Regions from separate parts of the Homo sapiens genome. Here region 2 is linked to region 1. The links are chromatin loops, found by intact Hi-C in ENCODE. Cell type or tissue: left ventricle myocardium inferior. All regions are shown on one strand.

Region 1 (8,000 bases):
CAGGTCGCAAGGCTATTTTTGGCGTGAGATGTCACTGTCTGCCGCTTCTGTGTTGGGTGCCCTCGTCCAGGCCTCGGGTTCACCCCATCCAGAAAGTAAACCCGTCCTTCCGCTGGGAGAGACGGGGCGAGGGGACAGCGGTGGACAGGAGCGATCTGTCACATTCATTTTAAAAATCGCCTCCGGAAGCTTTCACGGGCTCTTCCTTCCCTCTCTGATTATTTCTCTGAGTCTGAAATGATGACAATTGTATTTATATTTATGTCATCGAGAATTAAGTGAGCTATTTTTATTTTCCTGACAGCTTTCTGTTTGGCCGGGCAGGTGGTAGGATTTGTGGCCTAGGGAGGGGATGGGAATGAAGGCACATGACATGCCCCAAGTCACTCGGGCTCAGCACTGGTGGAGCGGTGGCCAGTTCCAGCTCGCTGTGTAGAGACGGCTCTGTGGTCTGAGGCTGAGCCAGGCAGTGTCATCTCCAACCAAGTCACCAGTTTGGCCCAACTTCCAGGAGCCATCAGCTTCTGGGTGGACCTGGGAAAAACCCAGGGCTGGAGTAGACCCTCAGTGTGGGAGCTTTTGGGCAAGAATTCTCCCCAAAAACAGCTTGCCTGAGATCGACTGCACATACCTTACAACTAACCCTTTCCATTGTTCCAGTCCGTGGTTTTCAGCGCATTCGCAGAGTTGCGCGGCCACCAAGTCAACTTCGGAACATTTTCCTGACTCTAGAAAGAACCCCCTAGCTCTTAGTCATTCTCCGTCCCCCCTGCCTGTCCCACCCGTCACTCCAGCCCTAGGCAACCACTAAGCTCCTTTCTAAGTCGGGCAAGAATGTTCTGGAGAGATGTCCTCCACAGATGGGCACTTGCTCGTACAGGAACCTTTCCGCCGGGCTGGTGGACGGAGATTTCTACTCTGTGGACACACTTAACCTTAGCGGAATCTCCGCCGGTCAAGACCGGCAGTGTGTGTGGCTGGGTTTAAACCACCGTGCAGCACCTTCACGATGCAAAACGTGCTCGTTCAGACTCCAGCTAGAGCCCTGCACCTCCATCAAGATATTACAGGGAGAGATGTAACTGGCAAACTCCCTGAGCATGCTGGGGAAACATCTATTTAAAAATCAAGCCAGGTGCAGCGGCTCACACCTGTAATCCCAGCACTTTGAGAGGCTGATGCGGGTGGATCACTTGAGGTCAGGAGTTCAAGACCAGCCTGGCCAACATGACCCCGTCTCTACTAAAAATACAAAACTTAGCTGGGCTCTGTGGCGCGTGCCTGTAATCCCAGCTACTCAGGAGGCTGAGGCAGGAGAATCCCTTGAACCTGGGAGGCGGAGGTTGCAGTGAGCCGAGATCGCACCACTGCACTCCAGCCTGAGTGACAGAGCGAGACTCTGTTTCAAAAAATAAATAAAATCAAGTAGCATGCTTCATAGCATTTTCTCCTCCTCCTAGTAATGAGGCCACCTGCCTCAGGACAATCACTGTTACGGCAGATACTGTGAAAATATTTATTGTTAAACTTTAATTGGAAAGCTACTATTACAGTAGGAAATTGTCATCTATAGATGGCATTAGATCCCTAGATCCCTGCCTGTCCTATAAAACATCGTTTTGTTTTAGTGAAAACTCAATACATATGTACATATCATCTAGAATCAGTTTTGTTTTTTTTTTTTTTTTAAGACAGAGTTTTGCTCTGTTGCCCAGGCTGGAGTGCAGTGGTGCGTTCTCAGCTCACTGACATGGCCGCCTCCTGGGTTCAAGCAATTCTCCTGCCTCAGCCTCCCGAGTAGCTGGGATTACATGTGTGTGCCACCATGCCTGGTTCATTTTTTGTATTTTTAGTAGAGAGGGGGGTTTTGCCTTTTGGCCAGGCTGGTCTCGAACTCCTGACCTCAGGTGATCCGCCCACGTTGGCCACTCAGAGTGCTCGGATTACAAGCCTGAGCCTCCGTGCCCAGCCCATAATCAGGTTTTGAACTGGAAAGCACCTTTGAGATGGTGTCTTCTATTCCAACCATTCTGTTTTATTAGCAAAGATCACAGAAGCGCAGAGAGGTTAGGGTGAGTGGTTCTAAACCAATTTTCTCTTTTGGTGGCGTTCACCTTTGTCTCAAATCCGCACACCTTACGGCTCTCATTCCTGCCACAATTTGCTCTTTGAAAGGGAGAAGTCAAGCCTGGGAAGGCCTTTCCACCCCACTGGAGTTGGGGAGTGATTTAGCCCAAGGTCAGATGGGCTCTGGCTAGTACCTGGCTTTCAGGTGCCAGTCCAGAGGGGGACCATGCTCCTCTTCTGTGCGTGTGTGTGCATGTGCGTGTGCAAATGTCTTACGAAAAAACACCTCTTCATGTCTTAATATCCAAACCCCGATCTCCAGGATCCCCTTCTTCTTGTGACCTCAGTCATGGGCCAGAAGCCACATCTTCTTTCTACTTGGCCTTGATGGCTGCAGCGTGATCCGATCCCATATTAACATAGGGACTTTCACGACACAGAAAGTCAGAGGTCTCAACTGTGCCCTTCTGACAAATAGGAGAACATGGTCTGTTTCGTTGATTTGCAGTGGTTGAGGGAACTGGAGAAAAGAGACAAATGGCAAGGGCCATAGAAGCTATCTTTAAACATTTGTCATCATGACTGCCATCGTGTCCAGCACTGGTGGAACGGGTAGGTGTGTGTGCATGCGTGTGTGTGCGTGCACGTGTGCATGTGTGTGTGTGCGTGGGTGTGGGCGTGTGCGTGGGTGTGTGGGCGTGTCCGTGCATGCATGTGTGCATTCATGCACGTGTGTGCGTGCCTGTGTGTGTGTGTGTGTGTGTGCATGCATGTGTTGATACAGACATGGACACTGTGTTCATTCAGCACCGTCGTTCACAGCTGGAGTTCACCTTAGGTCCCCTGCCTGGACCCTCAGCCAGATGCTGGCCCCAAACCTCTTTCCTTGCTTCCCTAGGTCAGGGACACCAGTCCCATCCTCAGACACCAGCTTGGGTGGATGTCGGCTCTGGGACCCACAAAAGCTAACAGCCCCCAGGACTGAAGAGCCCTTGGGTATCATAGAGCATCTTAGAAAATGGGTGATGCAAGGCCGGGTGTGGTGGCTCACGCCTGTAATCCCAGCATTTTAGGAGGCCAGGGCAGGAGGATCACCTGAGGTCGGGAGTTCCAGACCAGCCTGACCAACATGGAAAAACCCTGTCTCTACTAAAAATACAAAATTAGCTGGGCGTGGTGGCGCATGCCTGTAGTCCCAGCTACTCGGGAGGCTGAGGCAGGAGAATCACTTGAATCCAGGAGGCTGAGGTTGCGGTGAGCCAAGATTGCGCCATTGCACTCCACCCTGGGCAATAAGAGCCAAACTCTGCCTCAAAAAGAGAAAAAAAAAAAAAAAGGGTGATGTGGCCAGTCACGGTGGCTCATGCCTATAATCCCAGCACTTTGGGAAGCCGAGGTGGTTGGGTCACCTGAGGTCAGGAGTTTGAGACCAGCCTGGCCAACATGGTGAAACCCCATCTCTACTAAAAATACAAAAATTAGCCAGGCGTGGTGGTGCGTGCCTGTAATCCCAGCTACTTGGGAGGCTGAGGCAGCAGAATCGCTTGAACCCAGGAGGTGGAGGTTGCAGTGAGCCAAGATTGCGCCATTGTATTCCAGCCCGGATGACAGAGCAAGACTCCGTCTCAAAAAAAAAAAAAAGAAAAAAGAAAATGGGTGATGGAGCTTTCTAGTCAAAATACTGATGCAGGAAATCTCCACTGGGCTGGACTGAAGAAAGTGTAAAGGACATCAGACGTTCCTCTCAATGTGACTTAAGAGGACAGAATTGTGGAGTATTTTCAAATAGCCTTGGGATGCCCTTCTAAACCTCAGGGGTGACCGACCACCCACCCTTATCCCCCAAGATTCACTCGCTGGGCCGTGCCTCCCAGACAGCTTCTCATCTTGGAAACAGTCTCAGAGTCCCTTTTGTGTTTGGAAGTAGAAACCTGGTGCCCACAGGCCTGACAGCGCCTGGCACTGAACGATGCGGCCCAGCCTCCTCTGACCAGTATCTCGGGGAGAATCAGGACTGGCCCAGTTGAGCCAGCTTAAGTGCCTGATTTTCTCTCTTCCATGTGGGCAGCCTGGCTAGCAGACCTATGGGAGGAGCCGCACATTTGTAATGCTGAGTCACTTCCTTTGAAGCGGGTCCCTGGGAAGAAGACGCAAGAGGACCCCCTGCCGACAGCCAGGCACCCTTCGTCACCCTCTGACCTGCTCCTCAGTCCCGTCTTTCAAAAACGCTTTGACGAAGAGCAAAGGGACTTTCATATGAAAGAGGGGTGTCTGCGCACGTCCATGCAGGATTTTACGTAGATTGACTATTTAAACATTGCTGCAGATTTAAAAACACAGTCAGGCATAGACCCAGCAGCCTGGTGCTTCATGCAGGTTCCACTACAAGAGACCTTAGCGTCTCTCAAGTGTTGAGTACTTTGCCCGTCCTGAATGCCTTCGGGAACTCTGAAAAGCGCATTATCACCGGTGGCTTATGTACATTCTTTCTTAACCCCCTCCTACAATTTTAAACAAGAGCCTTTTCCAAACAGCTGCGCAGGCGGCCAGCGTTCCTTATCTCTGTGTGGGCAGGCTGCTGCTTTACATTGTTTTTGTTTTTGTTTTTGTTTTGTTTTGTTTTTAACTGAGTCCCACAGTTAGCAACTTGATAGTTGCTGCCTCATCAGTTTAGAAATTGAAAGGTGACCTGGATAAGTAATGCTCAGCTTTGTAAAAGGTGGCAGTTTCTTCAAGCCAGATGAACCCTGGATACTGTTCACAGCACACTGGTGTTGACCCTGACGCTTGCGGCTGGCTTTGTTTGCACTTGGTCGTCTCCAGTAGAAAAACCGAGGCTCACGGTTTTAAGCCCAGAACTGATCGTGAAGCCGGTCCATTAAGCTCTGGGTGGATAATGCACGCTCTCTGCGACTCCCGCCTGCCGGAGCAGGGGTGGAATTGCTCCTTCCGTTGTCAGATCTTCTAGGCAGTGGCAGGGAATCATCTTGAAAATGTCTGCATAGGTGGTTGCCGTGCTATTTCAGTCTTCCAGTGTGTCATTTGAGAGGTGGCAGATCCCACCTGGGTGCCACAGCAGTTGCCCTGGCAGACAGGAAGTAGCCGTGTCTGTCTGGAGCCTGCGTGGGAGATGGCATCAGCGGCACTTGTCTGGGGATATTTATATCTCTTCTGTTCTCACACACAGTAGAAAGACAACTGACGGCTGGGCACAATGGCTCTCGCCTGTAATCCCAGCAGTTTGGGAGGCTGAGGCAGGTGGATCACCTGAGGTCAGGAGTTCGAGACCAGCCTGGCCAACGTGGTGAAACCCCGTCTCTACTAAAAATGCAAAAAATTGGCCAGGCGCGGTGGCTCACGCCTGTAATCCCAGCACTTTGGGAGGTCAAGGCAGGCGGATTACGAGGTCAGGAGATCGAGACCATCCTGGCTAACACAGTGAAACCCCGTCTCTACTAAAAATATAAAAAATTAGCCGGGCGTGGTGGCGGGCGCCTGTAGTCCCAGCTACTCGGGAGGCTGAGGCAGGAGAATGGTGTGAACCCAGGAGGCGGAGCTTGCAGTGAGCTGAGATCGTGTCCCTGCACTCCAGCCTGGGCGACAGAGTGAGACTCCCTCTCAAAAAAAAAAAATAAATAAAAAATGCAAAAAATTAGCCGGGCGTGGTGGTGGGCGCTCGTAATCCCAGCTACTCAGGAGGCTGAGACAGGAGAATTGCTTGAACCCAGGAGGCTGAGGTTGCGGTGAGCTGAGATCCTGCCATTGCACTCCAGCCTGGGTGACAGCGAGACTCCCTCTCAAAAAATAAAATAAAATAAAATAAAGAAATAGAAAGACAAGTGACTTCCAAATAAGCCAAAGTCTCAGTTCCTAAGTGTCCTGATAAAAGCATCGAAACTGCTCTCTGGGGCCCAGGTTTGAGAGTTACGGTCCAGTTACTTAGACACACAGACACGCACCTTCCCTGGGTGTTGGCGTCTTCTTGAGTCTCCTCCTGCACCTCACACCCGCTCCTCCTCCTGTTGCAGGTGTACCTTCCGGTTTCCCAGCACGGCCATCAAGATCCAGTTCACGTCGCTCTATCACAAAGAAGAGGCCCCAGCCTCCCCGCTGCGGCCACTGTACCCCCAGATCTCCCCTCTGAAGATCCACATCCCGGAGCCGGACCTCCGGAGCATGGTCAGCCCCGTCCCCTCCCCGACGGGCACCATCAGGTGAGTAGCCCCCCAGCCTGCCCTTGGGCCCCCAGGAGAGAGGGGGATGATGCGAGCGTGCCTGTCGTACGCAGCACCGGGTTCCAAATCTCTCTGGAAAGTTGCACGTGCATGGAAATACAGAAAGTGTTGTACGTCCATCCGGGACCTGGCTGAAATTTCCGTGAATTCTCTTACAAAGGGAAAAATCACTGCCTGATCATCACTTTTCCCACTGGAAATTTTACATATTAGAGCTTGTTAAAGCAAGCACAGGTTTTTTTGTTGTTTTTTGTTTTTTTTTAAAGGGCGTTGAAAATGTTTTTTTTTTGTTTGTTTGTTTTGAGATGGAGTTTCGCTCTGTCACCCAGGCTAGAGAGCAGTGGCGCGATCTCGGCTCACTGCAACCTCCACCTCCCGGGTTCAAGGGATTCTCTTGCCTCAGCCTCCCGAGTAGCTGGGATGACAGGCGCCTGCTACCACGCCTGGCTAAATTTTTTGTATTTTTAGTAGAGACGGGGTTTCACGATGTTGGCCATGCTGGTCTCGAACTCCCAACCTCAAATGATCCACCCGCCTTGGCCTCCCAAAGTGCTGGGATTACAGGCGTGAGCCACCGCGCACGGCTGAAAATGTTTTAAAGTAATATTTGTCCACCAGGATTTGGTGAACTTTGTTTCTTTAAGCTTCATTTGTGAAAATTCTCTATGACCTTTTAGAAATTAATCTAGATTTTGAAGAAAGTCCTCAAACTTCCTCATCTCTGGCATGTTATACAATGATGAGCCCCTGAGTAGGGGTTGCAGGTGAAAAGTATAAACAGAGCTCTGTGTAGGGAGTGCCGGTGAGCCCTAGACTGAGTCACACACGAACCTCAGGCGACAGCCTGGATGCATGGCACACAGCCCTGGCCCTGGTCCTGTCATACAGGGATGCAAAAACAGACGTGTACTTGAGGCTGGAGGGTTCATACATTCTTTAATGATTTACCTCTTCATTGCGGACATTTCTAAACGTGGCTGGCTTTTCTCTCCCAACCGCACGTCTGTGGCTCTGCAGATGCGTGGCTGCGCGTGGTTTGGTGCCGGAGCTGTGGCTCCTCCGCAGCACCAGCAGTTTCTGCGTCGCTCGCGCGTCACCAGCAAAGGTCACCCCAGTGGAAAAAGCAGATCACATCTTAGGGCTGTTGTGAACATGGTGTTGACCTCACATATACCCTGAAAGGGGCTCAGGGCCCTCGGGGACATCTGTGAAGCACGCTCTGGGCATGCTGATCTGTTGGAGCGAGCGCTGTGGCAATCCCAGGCTGGTCACGTCAGTCCCTCCCTGCTGATCTGCGCACTCTGCTGAACCCCGGCCGCACCTTGGCTTGCTTTTTTCTTTTTTTCCTCTTGCAGCTGTAGGAGAAGAAAGGGCTTTTGTTTGTATTTCAGAGACAGCGTCTCACTCTGTCGTCCAGGCTAGAGTGCAGTGGCGCAATCATAGCTCGCTGCAGCCTCCAACTCCTGGGCTCAAGCGGTCTCCCCACCTCAGCCTCCCAAGTTGCTGGGACCACAGGCATGCACCACCACACCCACTTAATTTTCTTATCTTTTGTAGAGACAGGGTCTTGCTATGTTGCCCAGGCTGGTCTGAAACCCCTGGGCTCAAGAGATCCTCCCTCCTCCACCTCCCAAAGTGCTGAGGTTACAGGTGTGAGCCAACACACCCAGCCCGTACATGGCCTGCACCTTTTCAGGG
Region 2 (8,000 bases), 130 kb before region 1:
GATCACCTGAGGTCGGGAGTTCGAGACCAACCTGACCAACATAGAGAAACCCCGTCCCTACTAAAAATACAAAATTAGCCAGGCATGGTGGCACATGCCTGTAATCCCAGCTACTCGGGAGGCTGAGGCAGGAGAATCGCTTGAATCTGGGAGGCGGAGGTTTCAGTGAGCTGAGAGCGCACCATTGCACTCCAGCCTGGGCAACAAGAGTGAAACTCTGTCTCGAAAAAATATGTATATATATATAAAGAAAGCAGCCATAAGGTCCCCTGCAGTGTCAGAGGCTCTCACAGCCTGATTTCAGCTCCTGTTCCCCAAGTGCCTGGTGCTCCACCCACTCCAGGCCATCCCTCATGCCCCCAAACCTCCTACGGTTTCCAGCCTCTGAGCCTTTGCATGTACCGTTCCATCATCATCAATGCCTATTCCTTCTTTGTCTAACTGGAAAATTCATACGCACCCTTTAAGACCTAGTGCAAGTGTTACGTCGTCTCCAGGACATTCCCTGGCACCCAGCTCCCCTGCAGCATTGAGTTATCCCACATCTGTGCCCCCACAGGACATCATCAGCCATGTGGGTATCCATTTCTGCCTACACGTTGGACCCTAGAGGCCTGGGTCAATGCACAGGCCAAGGTGTGTATTTCATAAATGGTTGTTTAATGAGGAAATAGGTGAATGAACACATCCAACCTGTTTCGACTTCCACGCTCTGGGAAGATTTCATGTCCATAGTCACCCCTGCACCACCGCAGACCCCCTTCCTTCCAAAGGCGTCACCCTCCCCGTGAGTCATGGCGTTGACAGAATCCAGCCAGCCTCTCTTTATTTTCTTCTGAAGAGGGAAATTTTTCATTCTCATGGATGACTACTCCCACGTAATGCAAATAATCACCTTTCCGTGGCCCAAGAAAAGCTCTATTTAATCTCGCTGGCAGATGTCTTCAATGGAAAGATCCAGTGCAAATAAAAGTGCGGAGCTGAAATGTCAGGAAACTGAGCCACTCTCTGATCCAGCACGCGCGTGACCGAGGAGCCCCCGCAAGGTCACAGCGGCATGAGAAGCAGGGAAGCTTCCACCCTAGGACCAAGTCCAGAGGAAGAAATAAAAAGCCCTCCCGTCCGCCTCCTCCTCTTGCTTCTCCTCCGCTGTCATCATCATGCTCTGTGTGTGCCCAGCATTTTCTCTTTCTCTAAACACTTTCATACGCACATCACGTTGGATCCTCACCACGCCCCTGTGCGGGCGTCGTGCAGGGCTGGTTATCCCACAATAGCCTGGTTAAGCCCTCTCAGCGACGCAAGACTGAACCCATTCCAGCAAGAGTGCAGGAACCACGGCCTCTGTGCCGTGGCTGGAATCAAAGATGAGCCGAGCTCCCTGCAAGCAGGAGGAAGACTTCGAAACCCCAGGCATGAATCAGGGCTGCTGACACCTGCCAATTTGAGAAAGGTCTCTCCAGGAGAGGAGGCAGCTGCATTCTGCTAGTCGACATGTAAACTGGCTCAACCTTTCTCAACAGCAATGAGATCTGACACCTCCCAGACCCGGGAACTCTAAGACCCAGCGGTGGATGGAGAAAATCCACAACACAGACTTCCAACCTGCCGCAGATGGGCCACCGTATGACTTTGTGAAAACATCAGGTCACTCTGGAGACCCCTGGAAGATGATGGAGTAGGACTTTATTGGTTTTCAGCCTTTAGGGTCTGAAAGCATGTAACATCAAAGACCAAAAAGACCCACATTTCCTAGAAAGATGTTATGCGTTTAGCGGTATTGCACTGACACATGGGATATTACAAAGCACAGGTGTTGAATCTAGATTGTACCTGGTGCTACCCGTGAAGGGGTTCTGATACTAAACCAGATGATATCTGGGCGGAGGAGAAGAGAGACCCAAGAGAGCTCTGCAATTAGTGTGATCTTGGACAAACTGCAACCTCTTTAGCCTTCCATTTGCTTCCTTGTAAAAATACTTCTATAATTGGAGCTAATCATAGTGTCTACATTAGGGCAGATAGTCATTGTGAAGATTAAATTAGATGACACAGCACCAGACATATAGTAAGTGCCCAGTATACGGTGGTATTATTATTAATAGGATCATTCTCTTTTTTTTCTTTCTTTCTTTTTTTTTGAGATGGACTCTCACTCTGTCGCCCAGGCTGGAGTGCAGTAGCTTGATCTCAGCTCGCTCACTGCAACCTCCGCCTCCTGGGTTCAAGCGATTCTGCTGCCTCAGCCTCACCAGCAGCTGGGACTACAAGCACACACCTCCACGCCCAGCTAATTTTTGTATTTTTAGTAGAGACAGGGTTTTGTTATGTTAGTCAGGCTGGTCTTGAACTCCCGAGCTCAGGTGATCCACCCACCTCGGCCTCCCAAAGTGATTACCGACGTGAGCCACCACGCCCAGCCTAATCATTCTCATTTAACGATAATGATAAATGGCCAAGCATGGTGGCTCACACCTATAATCCCAACACTTTGAGAGGCTGAGGAGGGAGGATTTCTTGAGGTCAGGAGTTGGAGGACAGCCTGGGCAACATAATGAGACCCCATCTCTACAAAAATTACAAAAATTAGCCAGAGACATGGACACAGGAAGGGGAACATCAGACACCAGGGACTGTTGTGGGGTGGGGGGTGGGGGGAGGGATAGCATTGGGAGATACACCTAATGCTAAATGACGCGTTAATGGGTGCAGCACACCAACATGGCACATGTATACATATGTAACAAACCTGCACGTTGTGCACATGTACCCTAAAACTTAAAGTATAATAATAATATTAAAATAAATAAAATAAAATAAAATGGTAAAAAAAAAAAAAAAAATAGCCAGACCTGCTGGTACGTACCTATAGTCCCAGCTACTTGGGAGGCTAAGGCAGAAGGATGGTTTGAGCCGGGGAGGTGGAGGCTGCAGTGAGCCATGGTGGCACCACCGCACTCCAGCCTGGGCCACAGAGCAAGGCTCTGTCTCAAAAACTAATAATAATAAATATAAATAAATGTAGAAATGAAATTATCCTAGCCTACATGCAAGGATGGGTAAAGGTCCCTTAAATAAAAACAGAATGTGTCATGTCGGTTCTTCCATGCTGTTTCACTGCTGCGCTTCCGCAGAATCTCATCAGCTGAATGTCTCACTCCAGCACAAAACAGGCAGGAGTTACTTTATTTTGCAATTGAATGATCGCTTTGAGTTTTTGTTTTTTTTGTTTTTTGGGGGGTTTTTTGGTTTTGTTTTTGTTTTTGTCCCTGATCAATGTCAAGACCGGCGATCACAAATGTTCATGCCTATAGCGCAAGGCCAGTACCACCAACAGGTTAAGAGACTGGTGGCGGGGCCAGGGTGGGGGCAGGGGGGCTGGTGCTGCACTGTCCTCATGTTGTACTTTTGCTATTGTTCTTGACAGAGGCATTGGGGATGGAAGACAATAGAGAGTGGTGGAGACTGAGGCTAACTGGGGACACATGTGTAGATCAGGCTCTGTATTTTAATATGGGGGCCGGGCGCGGTGGTTCATGCCTCTAATCCCAACACTTTGGGAGGCTGAGGCAGGAGGATCACTTGAGGTCAGGAGTTTGAGACCAGCCTGGCAACATAATGAGATCCTGTCTCTACCAAAAATAATTTTGTAATTAGCCAGTCGGCCAGGCGCGGTGGTTCACACCTATAATTGCAGCACTTTGGGAGGCTGAGGCAGGCAGGTCACTTGAGGCCAGGAGTTTGAGACCAGCCTGAGCAACATGCCAAAATCTCGTCTCTGCTAAAAATACAAAAATTAGCTGGGTATGGTGGTACACTCCTGTAACTCCAGCTACTTGGGAGGCTGAGGCACGAGAATCACTTGAACCCGGGAGTAGAGGTTGCAGTGAGCCCAGATTGCACCACTGCACTCCAGCCTGGGTAACAGAGTGAGACTCTGTCTCAAAAAAAAAAAAGGAAGAAGAAGAAGAAGAATTAGCTGGGTGTGGTGGTGTGCACCTGTAGTCCCAGCCACTTGGGAGGCTGAGGTGGGAGAATCACTTGAGCCCAGGAGGCTGAGGCTGCAGTGAGCTCTGATCGTGCCACCACACTCCAGGCTGACAGAGCAAGACCCTGTCTCAAAAAATTAAAATTATAAAATATATATTTTATATACATATATAAATTTGGGGATGGCGGCCCAATTTCTTTAGTTCTGCCTCTGGTTTTTCTGATTTTTCTTTTTTTTTTTTTTCTTTTTTTTTTATGAGATGGAATTTCTTACTTGTTGCCCAGGCTGGAGTCCAATGACACGGTCTCGGCTCACTGCAACCTCCACCTCCCAGGTTCAAGCAATTCTCCTGCCTCAGCCTCCTGAGTAGCTGGGATTACAGGCATGCACCACCACGCCCGGCTAATTTTGTATTTTTAGTAGAGACGGTGTTTCTCCATGTTGAGGTAGGTCTCGAACTCCTGACCTCTGGTGATCTGCCCGCCTCGGCCTCCCAAAGTGCTGGGATTACAGGAGTGAGCCACGGCACCCGGCCAATTTTTCTGTGTTTTTAGGCAACCACCATCCTCTAGTTTTAAAATGTTGGCCCAATATTTTTTGTTAACACTGTGAGTCAAATAAAACATAACTGCAGGCCAGATTCAACCCTGGACCACCATTTTGTGAACTTTCACTGGGCTTCCTCCACCGCAGTCCTCGCCGTTACCTCCAGTATGTGTTGACAAGAGTAGAGAACAGCCAGGGTCACCATGCATGGTCGTCTAGAGTGTGCACTGCCCAAGGGCACCACACCTAAGAGGTGTCCTCTTAGGCATCTAAGATTTGTACTAAGAATTTCCCCAGTTTTCCAGCAGAGGGCAGTCACATGTCATGCTCCATGGCACGTCACAAAAATGTTCAGCAGTTGGAATAATCTGTCCTTCTTTAATCCACACAAAGGTGTTACAAGAATTAACAGCAGGCCAGGTGTGGTGGCTCACACCTGTAATCCCAGCACTTTGGGAGTACGAGGAAGGAAGATCACTTCAGCTCAGGAGTTCAAGACCAGCCTGGGCAACATAGTAAGACCCTGTCTCTAAAAAAATTTTAAAAATTAGCCAGGCATGGTATTGCATACCTGTGGTCCCTGCTACTTGAAAGGCTGAGGCAGGAGAATCACTTGAGTCTAGGAGGTGGAGGCTGCAGTAAGCTATGATCACGCCACTGCACTACAGCCTGGACAACAGAGCAAGACCCTGTCTCAAAAAAAATAAAAAATTTGTAAACGTAGCAGCAGCCCTGAAGGTGGGGAGTATTGAAATTAATGATCCTACTCTTTTGAGTTATAAAAATGGAAGTTCCAAATAGCAAGCATTGGTGAGGTTGGAGAGGAACCGGGGTCCCTACATTGCTGGTAGAGGTTAAGTAGGTACACCTCCATTCGGAACTTTTCGGCAGCCCTTAATCAAGTTGAACATACAAACATTCATGACCCAGCAATTCCACTCGGTGTATATCCAGCAGCACCCATACCGGGTGTACCCAAAACATGTTCCAGACCATTCATAGGCACACTGTCTGCAATGGCCCACACTGCAATGAGCTCCACTGTCCATCAGTAACGGAAAGGGTAACTTGTGCTATATTCACATGGGAAATATATTCCGCTGTGCAAACGCACCAACTGCTACTATGCATAGTAATATATGAGGACAAATCTCATAAAAGTCACCTTAAGTCAGTGAAGAGAACATCCCATGTGATTTTGTTTCCATAAAGCGTAAACAGCAGGCAAAGCTAATCTCTGGTGTTTGATGTTGCGATAGCAGTTTCCCTTAGAGGTAAATGGGTAGTGGCTGAAAAGAGACACAAGGGGCCAGGCACAGGGGCTCACACCTGTAATCCCAGCACTTTGAGAGGTTGAGGCAAGTCAGGAGTTCGAGACCAGCCTGGCCAACGTGGCAAAACCCCGTCTCTACTAAAAATTAAAAAAAAAAAAAAATTAGCCGGGCATCGTAACACACGCCTGTAATCCCAGCTACGCAGGAGGCTGAGGCAAGAGAATCGCTTGAACCCAGGAAGTGGAGGCTGCAGTGAGCCAAGATCATACCACGGCACTCCAGACTGGGCAATAGAGTGAGACTCCATCTCAAAAAAAAAAAAATAGACACAAGGGAACGTGCTAAGGCAACTCCTGGTACCAGTACCACTTCTTGGCCTGTTAGGAACCGGGAGGTTCAGCAGGAAGTGAGCAGCGGGCAGGAAGGTGAAGTTTCATCTGTATTTACAGCCACTCCCCATCGCTCGCATTACCGCCTGAGCTCCGTCTCCTGTCAGATCAACTGCGCAAACCCTATTGTGAACCGCGCATGCGAGGGATCTAGGTTGTTTGCTCCTTATGAGAATCTAATGCCTGATGATCTGCCACTGTCTCTCATCGCCCCCAGACAGGACCCTCTAGTTGCAGGAAAACAGGCTCAGGGTTCCCACTGATTCTACATTATGAAAGTTGTAGAATTATTTCATTCTATGTTATAATGTAATAATAATAGAAATATAATGCACAATAAATGTAATCTGCTTGAATCATCTCAAAACCATCTCCCCGACCCGGGCCCACGGAGAAATTATCTTCCACGAAACTGGTCCCTGGTTCCAAAAAGCTTAGGGACTGCTGTTCTAAGGGGCTAGGGAGGTTCTGTTTCTTGACCTGAGCGGTAGGCACGTGGGTGAGTTCACTTTCATCCTTTCACAGTCCTGCTTTGCACGTTTTTCTGTCTACATGCTATACTCCAATACACATCTCAAAAGACAATTACATATGTGTGTGTTAGACAGAAAGAAGGAAGAGGGCAGGGAGAGAAAACCACCGCATTCAAGCATCGCCGCCTCTAGGTGTAAGGTTCATTCCAGGACTGCCTGGAGTTGGTGACTTTGCATTCCTGCAGAGGAAACCCACTTCCTTTGCCTGTGTTCTCGGGCCGACTTCCCATATCTGCTGACCAGAAATCCTTCCTTGCAGCCGCCCCTGTAACGGGGCTGGCATTTGCAATTCGAAAGTGTCTTTGGCCTTGTTTTTCCGAGGAAATGAAAACGCTATGCGTTATCAGCATATCATCCAACAATTTATCATCACGTTGGCACCTGACAATGTTGATTTATGATTCCAGCAGGAAGAGCAGCCCTCCAACCCCCCACCAGTTCAGAAATGGAGACATCGAGGAGTCCTGAGCACAGGCAGGAGAGACTATGAAGTTATCGTAGACTCGATGTCCACAAGTGCCGGTGAGAATGACTGTGCAGAGACCATCTGAGCTCCCTGCAGATCTCACGACTCTTTTCCTCCTCCCCTTGCTCCCGGGTGCTTTGTCTCTCACACTCGGCCCCTGTGGAGCTGTTCTGCCTATGCAAGCAGAAATTGAGAGGTGCCTGGGGTTCCTGTCCCCCCAGCCAGCTCTTAGCCAATGGCGAGCAGATTCCAGAAAGTGAAAGCCCCGCTCCCTTTGCCTGAGTCTGGACAGACCCTGGGGCATAACTTACGCTGCAGTGCCTTCCTGCAGGATTGGGCCAAAGCCACCCCAGGGGGATTTTGCCAAAGGACCTTACTCTGGCTTGGCTCCTGGGTCCCCTCCTCCTACTCCCTTCCAGACCTCCCGGGACCACGGCATTCCTACGTGGCTTGCACACAATTCCTTACCACAGAGTTTGCTTCTGGGGAACCTGACCTAAAACCGAGGGGAAAATGGATTCTAGCATTTTTCAGATTCAGAAACGGGAGACCCAAATGGCCCGGGCCTCCCGCCTCCCGCACACAGGCCTGTGTATCAAGTTTCTGCAAGCACAAGCAAGAGGCTTGCAACGTGTTTGCAAGCAGTCATCATCATTTCCAGGATTGGCTATGACTCGGGTTGCAATGTTTTATTTCAGTTCACAGACAGACACAGGCCACACTCCAGGGCTCATGCCCACATCCGTAGCTTGGAACTCGAGATGCACTGTCTAGGATGGCCAACATCAGGACGGCACCCAC

Evidence for each region. Hi-C counts contacts between places; a loop is a spot of excess contacts. Peaks named below come from ENCODE experiments on the same cell type or tissue, not always from the same donor. Only the 100,000 strongest peaks of a DNase experiment are listed, where the experiment ranks them.
Region 2: a loop joins it to region 1, with 3 times the contacts of the local background. A loop is called at or near these places in 50 of 110 quality-filtered maps.

What each region holds. Positions count from the first base shown.
Region 1 is chr7:4,734,743-4,742,742 of GRCh38, forward strand. FOXK1 (forkhead box K1) reads left to right here. Exons shown (of 9, transcript NM_001037165.2): 2 at 6,096-6,281. Among named protein-coding and RNA genes, the nearest start is that of AP5Z1, 37 kb to the right of the region's middle. RefSeq lists enhancers at 2,269-2,823, 3,604-4,803, 5,043-5,596, 5,597-6,151. In left ventricle myocardium inferior, a CTCF peak has its summit at 5,001; DNase peaks (open chromatin) are centred at 402, 4,183, 4,986 and 5,191; H3K4me3 peaks cover 1,961 bases; H3K27ac peaks cover 3,786 bases.
Region 2 is chr7:4,606,187-4,614,186 of GRCh38, forward strand. No RefSeq gene overlaps it. Among named protein-coding and RNA genes, the nearest start is that of FOXK1, 72 kb to the right of the region's middle. In left ventricle myocardium inferior, a CTCF peak has its summit at 4,841 (motif pointing right); a DNase peak (open chromatin) is centred at 6,915; H3K4me3 peaks cover 1,335 bases; H3K27ac peaks cover 1,681 bases; H3K27me3 peaks cover 1,087 bases.